Regions from separate parts of the Mus musculus genome. Here region 1 is linked to region 2. A link is a contact called in ENCODE POLR2A ChIA-PET data. All regions are on one chromosome and are shown on one strand. Each heading gives the region's core, a stretch centred on a gene start or an enhancer-like site at or near the end of the contact. The rest is flanking DNA. Distances are from core to core; before and after follow the strand shown. Region 1 holds the start of Mirc35hg (microRNA cluster 35, host gene). Region 2 has its middle 22 kb from the start of Nrf1.

Region 1 (5,616 bases), core at 2,085-4,584, 150 kb before region 2:
CCAGAGGCACAAACACAGCCCTTGGAGGCAGCGAGTTACTCGGGTTTTGAAACAGCCCTTTGAGAGTCCATCCATGAGCATCTAGATACTACAGCAACGCCTCACCCTTAGAGCTGGGGCCCATTCTGGGCCAACACAGTAAGCCCACATCCCCATGAATGGCCCTGTGGAAAAAGGGAAGGGAGATTTCCCAGGAGTCTGAGAAACCATGGCAGAACCAGGGTGCAGGGTCTTGCAAGAGGTAGATTTATTTTTATTTTTATTTGTTTTTTTCGAGACAGGGTTTCTCTGTGTAGCCCTGGCTGTCCTGGGCTACACACTTTGTAGACCAGGCTGGCCTCGAACTCATAAATCTGCCTGCCTCTGCTTCCCAAGTGCTGGGATTAAAGGCGTGTGCCACCACCGCCCGGCAAGAGGTAGAATTTATGTTTTCCATTTTTGCAAATGGAAAAACCAAAGCTCATAGAGGTGAAGAGAATCTGGCAATTGTGTCTTCATATGATAAGCAGATCACAGCCGCTTTGAGCATTCCAGAAAGATATATATCAAAAACAAAACAACAACCCAAAAAACCCAAAAACAAAAACCCCCAAAACAACAACAACAAAAACCACGGCTGGAGGGAGCACAGGACCAAACTGAAAGCACGAGGCCCCCACTGTTCCTAAGAGCCCAAGAAGTGGGTTGGTCTCGGGGCTTGTAGTCCGCACAGCAACCCTATCCCCGAGGCTGATACATATTAGTGGAAAGGGAGATGGAACCTGAGGACTAACTCCTCACTCAACATTTTCGGCACAACTGGGGCTAACACGAGGGAGTGAGAGGTTGGGATTAGGTAGATTGCACAGGGCAGAGGTTGGGGAAGAATAATGGACACGCTGAGAGATGCTAGGAACGCTGAGTCTACGTGCCCTGCCTGGCACAGGGCGTGCTGGCCACTCAGTACCCCACGGGCCTAGGGACCAGGTAAGGCTCTGAGGTTCAAGAGCCTAAGCACAAGATCTTGTAGGCGTGGGGGCGTGGGGGCGTGGGGGTGGGGTGAGGCGTAAGTAAGGCCCCTTCTAAACCGTGATCCAGGGTCGGGAAGCAAACTACATGTCTCTAACAGCTCGGCTCTGGCCCGAGAGGGTCGTTGTCCTCTGGAAGGGAGGGATCTCTGTATCTGTAGGTGGGGAATACCGCAGCTCGTAGGCACAAGTTGGAAGGGTAGGATACTTGCATGCAGCCTTGGGTACACTCGGCGGGCCAGCAAAGTAAGGATCTGGGTTCGTCCGAGCTCTTCACCGACCGGAGCCCCGGGCTGTAAGCGATCTGGGATATCGGGTCCCTGGGGACCGCCCCCTCACCACTCCGGTCCAGCTCCAGTTACTGGTCGAGCCTGCTACCTAAAATATGTATGAGGACCTTGCGGGTGCAATTTCACGGCCCCTCCTAGAGTGAGGCTGGGGGGTCTCAGGGTGAGAAGGGAGCTGCGCGGGCAGCAAGCGACGCTGGCTCTTGGGCGGGGGCTGTCTCGACTTTCAACAGAGCATTTAAGAAAGGTAGAAACCGGATCCATCTCACCCGCGCCCCCGCCCTTCGAGTCCGACGGCGGGACCCCGCAGCCGAGCGGCTAGCTTTCCGTTCTGCGGTGTCTGGTTCTCGACAGCAGGTGAATGGGCCCAGGCGAGGCGCGGGGGGGCGGGGCGTACGCTATAAAGGGGCGCGGCAGGACTAGGGGGTCACTCGCAGCCGGTGTGGCCTGCGCGTCCGAGCACACAGAGCTGTGACCGCCTGGTGCCGGACAGGCCTAGGGACCAGGTAGGGCGTGAGTGGAGATGCCGGCCGGCAGTGAGGTTCAGGGCCACAGGGATGGAAAGGGAAGGAGGCGGGACAGGGAGGGTTAATGTAGAGTCACCACACCCCCCTGAGGTCTGTCGGGTCGTGCCCTGCTCTTCCTGTTCGGTTCTGGTGCATCACGTCCCATCCCCAACTGTGCTGGGAGAGGGACAAGCGGGTCCTGGCCTTCCTGCCTTGGGGTGGGTCTTGCCTCCGGAGCCATCTGTCTGTAACATCCATGGCTGAAGCAGGTCTTGCCCAGGAGCTGAGTATCTAGAAGGGTTCGTATCTGCAGCGTCATTCTCGGACCCTGGCAGACAGCAGGGGAGGGAGGAATCCAGGGGCTCGGTTCCCCTAATCCATTTACTTCGCTTGAGCTCAAGGTTTTCAGTCTCAGCGCAAGGGCCCTTTAGTTTGGTGGGAACATCAGCTAAGCCCCACCCCACCCCCACACCCGGTTTTAGAGGCTTCTAGGCGGTCAGACCTGCCCGGATTCATTGGGAGAACTAGGAGCTAAAAGGGAGGAAGGCGGATTAACGTTTTATTTTAATCTGGTTTTGAACTGTGGTTGCCGTCTGGGGCAGCCGGGCGCGGCAGGGAATGGGAGGGCGCTCAAAGCAGGGGAGGGGGATGTGCGCACTCTCTGGTCTCAGGATGCTGGGGAGAAGGAAGAGGCCACTTCAAACGAGACAGCTAGGGTGTACCTTAACTCTGCTCCTCCCCAGAGGCTCCGGGGTGGCATCCTAGCTAAGAAGGTTCCGAGGGATCTAATCCCCGTCCTCGTTCCAGATGGCCCCGCCCCCTCCCGGGGGAGCCACTGCGGCAGTGGAGGGGCAGGAAGGGAGATGGGAAGGGGTCTGGGGGTGGCTTCCCTTCCCCTCCCCCTTCCGGGACAGGCGGTCTTTGTTCCCTGCGGCGGCGGCGGCCAGACACCTGTGAGGCTTCAGGGCTAGGCAAAGGTGGGTTAGGACGAGTGGCGAGCCTCTGGTGCCCACTCCAACTCTCTACCTTCGGGCCAGGGTGCTCCCACCGAGGCAGAACAGACTGTGGCCAGTTCTCCGGCTGCAGAGTACCGTCTAGTGTGGTCCCACAGTACTCCTGGCCTCCAAACGCACTTCCCCTCCCCCAGCCCAGAGTCGGATTTCCAAGTTTGCTGTGCTACACACACCTTGGCTAGCAAGGGGTTCAGAGGGAGGTGGGATGGTAGGGCATCGGGGCACACCTCGGCCGGCGGCACCCCAGCCCAAGGTAGGAGGCTAGAACAGCGAGTGGGCAGCGGGACCCCTTAGGGGCCAAACCCAGCTGGGTTCGGCGAACAGGCGGGGCTCGCGACGTATCCGCAGTCCCGGTCGGGCGTGCCCTACGACGCGCACCAACCGGAGCAACATTCAAGGTGAATCATCTTCGGTCCGCCTCCCGTCCCTCCCCCGCCCCACAGCACCTGAGCCAATGGCGCGGCGCGGGGGGCGGGCGGGGCGCTGGGGGCGGTAAAACCCTCCCGGAGTCATTATCTCTGCACTCCGTCGAGCCCCCGGGTCTCGGCGCCGGAGCCTGCTAGCCTCCTTCCTTGAACACGATCGTCACACCTGGTGCACCCCTTTCGTCTGCCTCTGGGGCTCGGTGACCATTCAGCCCTACCCCGCCTGCTGCGTGGAAGAGGCTCCTCCTCAGGTGGCTCGGCCGGGGCCTTCCCCTGCAGACCTGTCACCCGACACCCAGGAAGCGCGCGGCCCCATCCCGGCTCCTCTTTGTTCCCCCGCTGGGCTCCGCGCTCCGGCGCCACCTCCTCCCGCCAAGGTCCTGGTGATTTGGGGCGCCGCTCTCGGCTCAACCTGGGCACGCCTCAAGTTCTGTCCATTGGGCCCGCTCCAAACGAGGGCCCTTTTTTTGCCTAGTTCCTCGGGTGTGGACTCGGAGCAGAGCTGGGAGGCGGCGGTGAGCCCAGCCCGGAGCCGGCGCAGGTGAGTGTGCGGGGCGGGGCCGGGCGGAGCCAGTGCTGGGCCAGGGAGAAGGTGGAGCGGGTGCCGGAGGGCCAACAGTTCTAGCACCCAGTTTTGTGGGCGGCCGGAGGGGCAAGCAGAGGCCACGTCGTGGCTGTGGCCTTCGGGGATGACGCGGCACTGTGAATTCCTGACTTCCTTGGCCTTTTGGCGGGGATGCCGGCGAGGTGCCAGGGGACGGGGCCCTCAGTACCATGTGCACCGCATCCAGTGCGGTTCCCGGGGCGGGAAGAAAGCGGGGGGCATTTTGAGCCTAGGTTGGGTTTGGCTCGGTGCCTGATGCTGCCCGCCCTAATGTCGCCTCCCGGAGGAATTCGGCTGGGGTCCCGGGAGTTTCGCCGCCCTGTTGGGCCTGGGAGGAAGTGCAAGGCCGGGAGGCTGGCCGCGACGCGGGCTGGGGAGCGTTCCTGCGTCGAGCTGGTTTCTCCAGCCCCTTCTCAGGGTTTCACTGCAGGTTGGTTATCGCTTCCGTGGCCCGGAGCCTGCCCCGCCCAGTCCCCTGGGAAAAGCTGGTCCAAGAACTCAGCTTGCCTTCCTTCTGTATCCTCCGGCCTGGAGCAAGCGGATACCAGTTCTGAGTCCGAACCAATTCGGTTAGCAAGGGCTGCTCCCAGGTCCCCAGAATCCTGCCCCCGGAACATGTCTCGGATGTTTTACTAGTCGGTGTATCCAATAGTTACCGGCAGTGGCGATGCAGCCCAGGCATCAGGGATCGCTCAGTTCTGCGGAGCCCTACAGGCTGAGCCCTTCCTTCATCCTTGGCACCCCTACACTAAGTAGAAAGATCTGCTAGCGCAAGGGATGCAATTCTGATTAGGAGATTAGGGACAGAGATGGGGGGCGGGTGCCCTATTGGGCGCCGTCTCTGTCAGAGATAGTTAGGACAGGGCCTTCTAGGTTTCCTGCTGGCTAACCTCCTGAGGACTAAGAGTCCAGTTTTCACACTGAGCCAGGTACCTGTGTTACACGTCCGCCCTGAGACTCCGTGCACAGTCAGTCTAGCCTGCATCACCCTCTGCCTAGACAAACCTTGGGCATCATGTTTCTAGATTTCTGTTCCGAGGTCAATCAAGCCTTCTAAGAAACCCAGTAAACCGAGCCCACCTTTCATCCTCCACTTGTTTTCTTTAGGGCTTCTAGCCACCCTTTCAAACAGTGAGGGGGGTCAGTGGGTGGGAGATTATTACACAAAGAAGAAACAATTTCACTGTAATAGTCTCCCTTGTGAGGATTTCGTTTATTCTTATTTTCCACTAGGAGTATTAACGGGGTCCAGTGGCCCTGGGAACGTGCTTGTGCTGTGCACAGCTGAGCACACTCGAGTTTGGTGCATGCCTGGGTAGCTTGGACTGCATCAAAAGCAGCTTGAGGGGCTCCTAAGATTTCACTAGCCAACCAGGAGGCTGGGCCACGCCCTGAGCTAGTGGAGAGGCTAGCCGCCCCAGCCTTTGCAGCATTCGATGGAGATATAAGTGATCCGTGCTGGGCCAATCGCTGGTGGGAAGATTCGCAACAGAGACTCTAGATTCGATGTGTAGGGGTTGATGGTGACAGTTGCTGAATGTTAGCAAAAGATCCCTAAAGACTCCACCCGAACCACTCACCTCTAGGGAGCTCTGGTACTGAGAATGGTAGGCTGGGGGGGGGGGGCAGGGGGAAGAGGCACATATAGGTCTGACTACAGAGCAAGAGCCCAGGGAAAGACCCCCGACCCCAATACCTGGCCAAGGGAGGGATGATTCTTCAAAGAGACAAGACATGCCTAAGGGGAGTAGGGCTAGGGGAGGGAGACCTGGCA
Region 2 (5,044 bases), core at 834-3,333:
GTTATTGTTATCTGGGAAACAACTTAGTAGGCACCTACTGTGGGCCTAGCTATGGTAAAACAATTCCTAGCTCCGACTCTGGCTTTTACCTACAGCTATCGTCATTAAAGTACAGCCAAGAAAGTAATGGTCCCACAAGGAAGGTGCTAAATCTTACCGAGTTCTTTTGAGGATGTAGAACTGTGTGACTCTTTCTGGGAGACTAGAACAATTGTCTGTTCTGCCAGAGACTAGCTGAATAAAGCAATGAGATTACGGATTCACAAGGGTGTGGCTGACAGTTTACTTGGAGCAGGAAGGATGACTCAAAGGCAGCTGTACCTCCAAAATGCCCACCCCCTGCGTGAGTGACAGCTCACAACCTGTAGGTAGTCCCACAGTAGGCTCTTCTCCCAAGCAATTGTTACCGCTTATACAACTTTGGGTGTGGGTGGGTGTGTTGGGGGTGGATGTTTCAGTAGCTTTCTAAGACTTGTAAATTGTGTTTGCTTCCTGAGTCTTATAAATTTCCTTTCTCCCCGCTCCAGGAGGGACTGATTCACTCCAGAGGAAACCACTACTCAACAACAGACTGAAAATGTACAAAGCTGGAGTAGGCAACAGTATGCTTGTTAGCTCCATAGCAACCAGAGAACCCCTTGTCAGTTCACAAAGGTCTCTGCTACAAAAGAATAAACCAGGGGCTGGAGAGATGGCTCAGCTGTTAAGTGCACTGACTGCTCTTCCAGAGGTCCTGAGTTCAAATCCTAGCAACTGCATGGTGGCTCACAACCACCTGTAATGAGATCTGATGCTCTCTTCTGGTGTGTCTGAAGACAGCTACAGTGTACTTATGTATAATTAATAAATCTTAAAAAAACAAAAATATAAGAGTGAACCAGCATGTGAGGTTCACAAGGACGGGACACTGGGTCTGAAGTCATTTCTCCTCGCTGACATTCACAGCATCTTTTCCATTGAGCCGCTGAATGTACTGCCAGAAAAAGTCCCGTCCCCCCCCAATGATGATAAGGATGCAAAAATCGAAACCAAACCAAACCAAAAACCCTGCGCACATTACCCCTGGCAAGGGCAAGCTGCCTTAAATTGCTTAGATTTTGATGCTAGCTCACAGCAGTTTTCACCAAGCAGGTTAACAGAAGAGAGGATACAGTTTCCATCAGAGGAGCAAGTGGGAATCCAAGGGAATGGTATAGGACAGCTCTACTGGACATTTCCCAGCTCCATCCCAACCACCACGTGGACGTTCCTGGGATGGCTCTAATGTCAGATTCTGTATCATTCAGTTTATCTTGATCTTTCTCTTCTCTCTCCCCACGTCCCCATCCTTAGTTTCTTTCTTCCTTCCTTCCTTTCTCTCTCTCTCTCTCTCTCTCTCTCTCTCTCTCTCTCTCTCTCTCTTTCTTTCTTTTTCGAGACAGGGTTTCTCTGTATAGCCCTGGCTGTCCTGGAACTCACTTTGTAGACCAGGCTGGCCTCGAACTCAGAAATCCACCTGCCTCTGCCTCCCGAGTGCTGGGATTAAAGGCATGCACCACCCCCGGCCTTAGTTTCTTTCTTGACAGTCTCATATATTCTAGGCTATAAACTCATTACCAGGCAAGACTCCCGTGGCCCTCTGACCCCATCTCCTGCGTGATGGGATTATAGGGATGTGCCTGCCCTCAGCTCCTTAGTTATCATGAATTTTTACTTTAGAAAAAACAGTCAGAACCTGTGTGTAGCCGTGGGTGTCTGTAATCCCAGCACTTGGAAAACTGAGGAAAAAAAGATTGTTTGGAGGTCAAGGTCAGCCTGGGCTACAACCCTACTACACCCCGCCCCGTGTTCCAACCCTACAACAGCATAAAAGTAGGCATGGTGGCAATGCTTGAAATTCCAGAGGGGGAGGCAAAGTAATCAAAAGATCAAAGTCATTGTCAGTCAAGTAACTACTGAGAGGAAGGCGGGCCTGGGCTCGGGGAAAGTTGCTATGAAGCGGGTGGGGCTTAGAGGCGAGGAGGAAGGAGAAAGGATTCCTTCACTGCACTCAGATTCTAGCTCCACTCAGACAAACTTGTTTCCAGGCTGGAGTACTTCCTGTCCGGCTCCAGGCCCCACCCTATGGCCTCGGGCTCCATTTCCTCTTAAGTCACGCACCCGCTGGTTTTAGTTTTAGTGTTTTCCCCCTTTCAGAAATGTGTCTGATAGTTACAACTGTGTCCGTCCATCTGTTTCTTGGCAGAAAAACTTTGGGGGTCCCTTAGGCTTCTTCCCATTTACCCTATCTCTCAGTTCAAGCTGTTAGTGTTCCTGCTGTAATAAAATTCTGGGGTTGAGGTTGGGTGTGGTGATGTATGGCTTTAAACCCAGCACTCAGATCTCTGCGAGTTCAAGGCTAGTCTGGACTACACTGAGAGCTCCAGGACAGCCAGAGCTTTGTAGGGAGACCCTGTCTCAAAAAGCAAAGCAAAATAACACGTGTACACACGCACGCACACACACACACACACACACACACACACACAAAACCCTCAGGTGGAAAGACAGCTTAGCAGTTGTTCCTATAGAGGATCCGGGGTCAGTCAATTCCTAGCACACACATGGTGGCTCACTTCTACCTGTACTTCTAGTTCTAGGGGGATCTGACTCTCTCCACTGGCCACTAAGGGCAGCAGACATGTACGTGGTATATATATATATATATATATATATATATATATATATATATATATATATATATATATATGTAGAGAGAGAGAGAGAGAGAGAGAGAGAGAGAGAAAGAGAGAGAGTCAGACAGACAGACAGACAGTCATATCTAGAAAATAAAAGGGTCTGAAGAGATAGTTCAGCAGTTGAGAGCACTTGCTATTCTTGCAGAAGAACTGAATTCAGCTCCTAGCGACTACATTTAGCAGTTCTAAACTGCCCTTAACACCAGCTCCACGGGATTTCAACACCTTCTTCTGGCCTCTGAGGTCACCAGCACATCAATGGCATACATTCACACAGATGCAGGAAACAGACACATTTAAAAAAAAAAGAAAGAAAGAAAAAGAAAAAAAAAAAAGAAAAGCCAGGCGTGGTGGCGCACGCCTTTAATCCCAGCACTCGGGAGGCAGAGGCAGGCAGACTGAGTTTGAGGCCAGCCTGGTCTACAAAGTGAGTTCCAGGACAGCCAGGGCTATACAGAGAAACCCTGTCTCGAAAAACCAAAAGAATAAAATAAAAAAATAAAATAAAATAGGGGCTGGAGAGATGGCTCAGCGGTTAAGAGCACTGACTGCTTTTCCAGAGGTCCTGATTTCAATTCCCAGCAACCACATGGTGGCTCACAACCATCTGTAATGAGATCTGATACCCTCTTCTGGCGTGTTGGAAGACAGCTACAGTGTACTCATATGCATACAATAAATAAATCTTTTAAAAAATAATAAAGTAAAAATAAAATTCTTACCAGGTATAGTGGTGCATGCCACTGGAGAGGCAGAGGCAGAGGCAGAGGCAGAGGCAGAGGCAGAGGAGGGAGAGGCAGAGGCAGAGGCAGAGGCAGAGGCAGAGGCAGAGGCAGAGGAGGCAGGCAGAGGCAGAGGCAGAGGCAGAGGAGGCAGGCAGAGGCAGAGGCAGAGGCAGAGGCAGAGGCAGAGGAGGCAGGCAGAGGCAGAGGCAGAGGCAGAGGCAGAGGCAGAGGCAGAGGAGGCAAGCAGAGGCAGAGGCAGAGGCAGAGGCAGAGGCAGAGGAGGCAGGCAGAGGCAGAGGCAGAGGGCAGAGGCAGAGGCAGAGGCAGAGGCAGAGGGCAGAGGCAGAGGAGGCAGGCAGAGGCAGAGGCAGAGGCAGAGGAGGCAGGCAGAGGCAGAGGCAGAGGCAGAGGCAGAGGCAGAGGAGGCAGGCAGAGGCAGAGGCAGAGGCAGAGGCAGAGGCAGAGGCAGAGGAGGCAAGCAGAGGGCAGAGGCAGAGGCAGAGGCAGAGGCAGAGGAGGCAGGCAGAGGCAGAGGCAGAGGGCAGAGGCAGAGGCAGAGGAGGCAGGCAGAGGCAGAGGCAGAGGGCAGAGGCAGAGGCAGAGGGCAGAGGCAGAGGCAGAGGCAGAGGGCAGAGGGCAGAGGGCAGAGGCAGAGGCAGAGGGCAGAGGCAGAGGCAGAGGGCAGAGGCAGAGGGCAGAGGCAGAGGGCAGAGGCAGAGGGCAGAGGCAGAGGCAGAGGCAGAGGCAGAGGGCAGAGGCAGAGGCAGAGGCAGAGGGCAGAGGCAGAGGGCAGAGGCAGAGGCAGAGGCAGAGGCAGAGGGGCAGAGGGCAGAGGGCAGGAGGGCAGAGGGCAGAGGGCAGAGGGCAGAGGGCAGAGGGCAGAGGGCAGAGGGCAGAGGGCAGAGGGCAGAGGGCAGAGGGCAGAGGGCAGAGGGCAGAGGCAGAGGCAGAGGCAGAGGCAGAGGCAGAGGCAGAGGCAGAGGCAGAGGCAGAAAGGCAGGTGGATTACTGTGAGTTCAAGCAAGGCCAGCCTGGTGAACAGAGTGAGTTCCAGGAAAACAGAGAAACCCTGTTTTGAAAACCACACAATTTTTTTTATCTTTATGAGAATCAGGAATATTTATCATTAATTTAAAAAATGATTTATTTACACACACACATTCCCAGCTCGCACGTGTGAATGCAGATGTCCTTGAATCCGGAAAGGGTTGTAGGAGGCTGGAGCTACAGGAATTTATGAGCTGCCTGGTGTGAGTGCTGGGAACTGTACTTTACTCCTCTACAAGAGCAGTATGTATATGCTCTGCGCTCTCTCTCTCTCTCTCTCTCTGTGTGTGTGTGTGTGTGTGTAGACACACGGGCTAGATCTCCTGGAACTGGAGCTACAGGTAGTTGTGAGCCACTTAACTTAGGCACCAGGAACCAAACTCATGCCTTCTGGAAGAGCAGTAAGTGCTTTTAACTGCAGAGCCATCTTTCCAGCCCTGGGAATTTGGATATTTGTTTTGTTTGTTTTCCTATTTACACTAGACATTCTCTCTATTTGTGTGTGTGTGTATATGTCTGCACACACATGCATGTACATGCCACATTGCATGTGTA

Evidence for each region. ChIA-PET counts read pairs that join two places held with the same protein, here RNA polymerase II (POLR2A).
Region 1: POLR2A ChIA-PET joins it to region 2 with 29 read pairs in embryonic stem cell. The contact joins the promoter of Mirc35hg here to the enhancer-like site in region 2. POLR2A ChIA-PET finds 5 or more read pairs at or near these places in 3 of 5 experiments (Patski and embryonic stem cell).

Annotation. Positions count from the first base shown.
Region 1 is chr6:30,171,843-30,177,458 of GRCm38, reverse strand. Mirc35hg (microRNA cluster 35, host gene) reads left to right here and starts at 3,334. Exons shown (of 2, transcript NR_126540.1): 1 at 3,334-3,779. BB283400 (expressed sequence BB283400) reads right to left here and starts at 836. Exons shown (of 1, transcript NR_038124.1): 1 at 1-836.
Region 2 is chr6:30,023,915-30,028,958 of GRCm38, reverse strand. No RefSeq gene overlaps it. Among named protein-coding and RNA genes, the nearest start is that of Nrf1, 22 kb to the left of the region's middle. Within about 2 kb of position 2,083, at least 1 of the 3 ENCODE cell types and tissues checked has a DNase peak (open chromatin) inside an H3K27ac peak, as active enhancers do.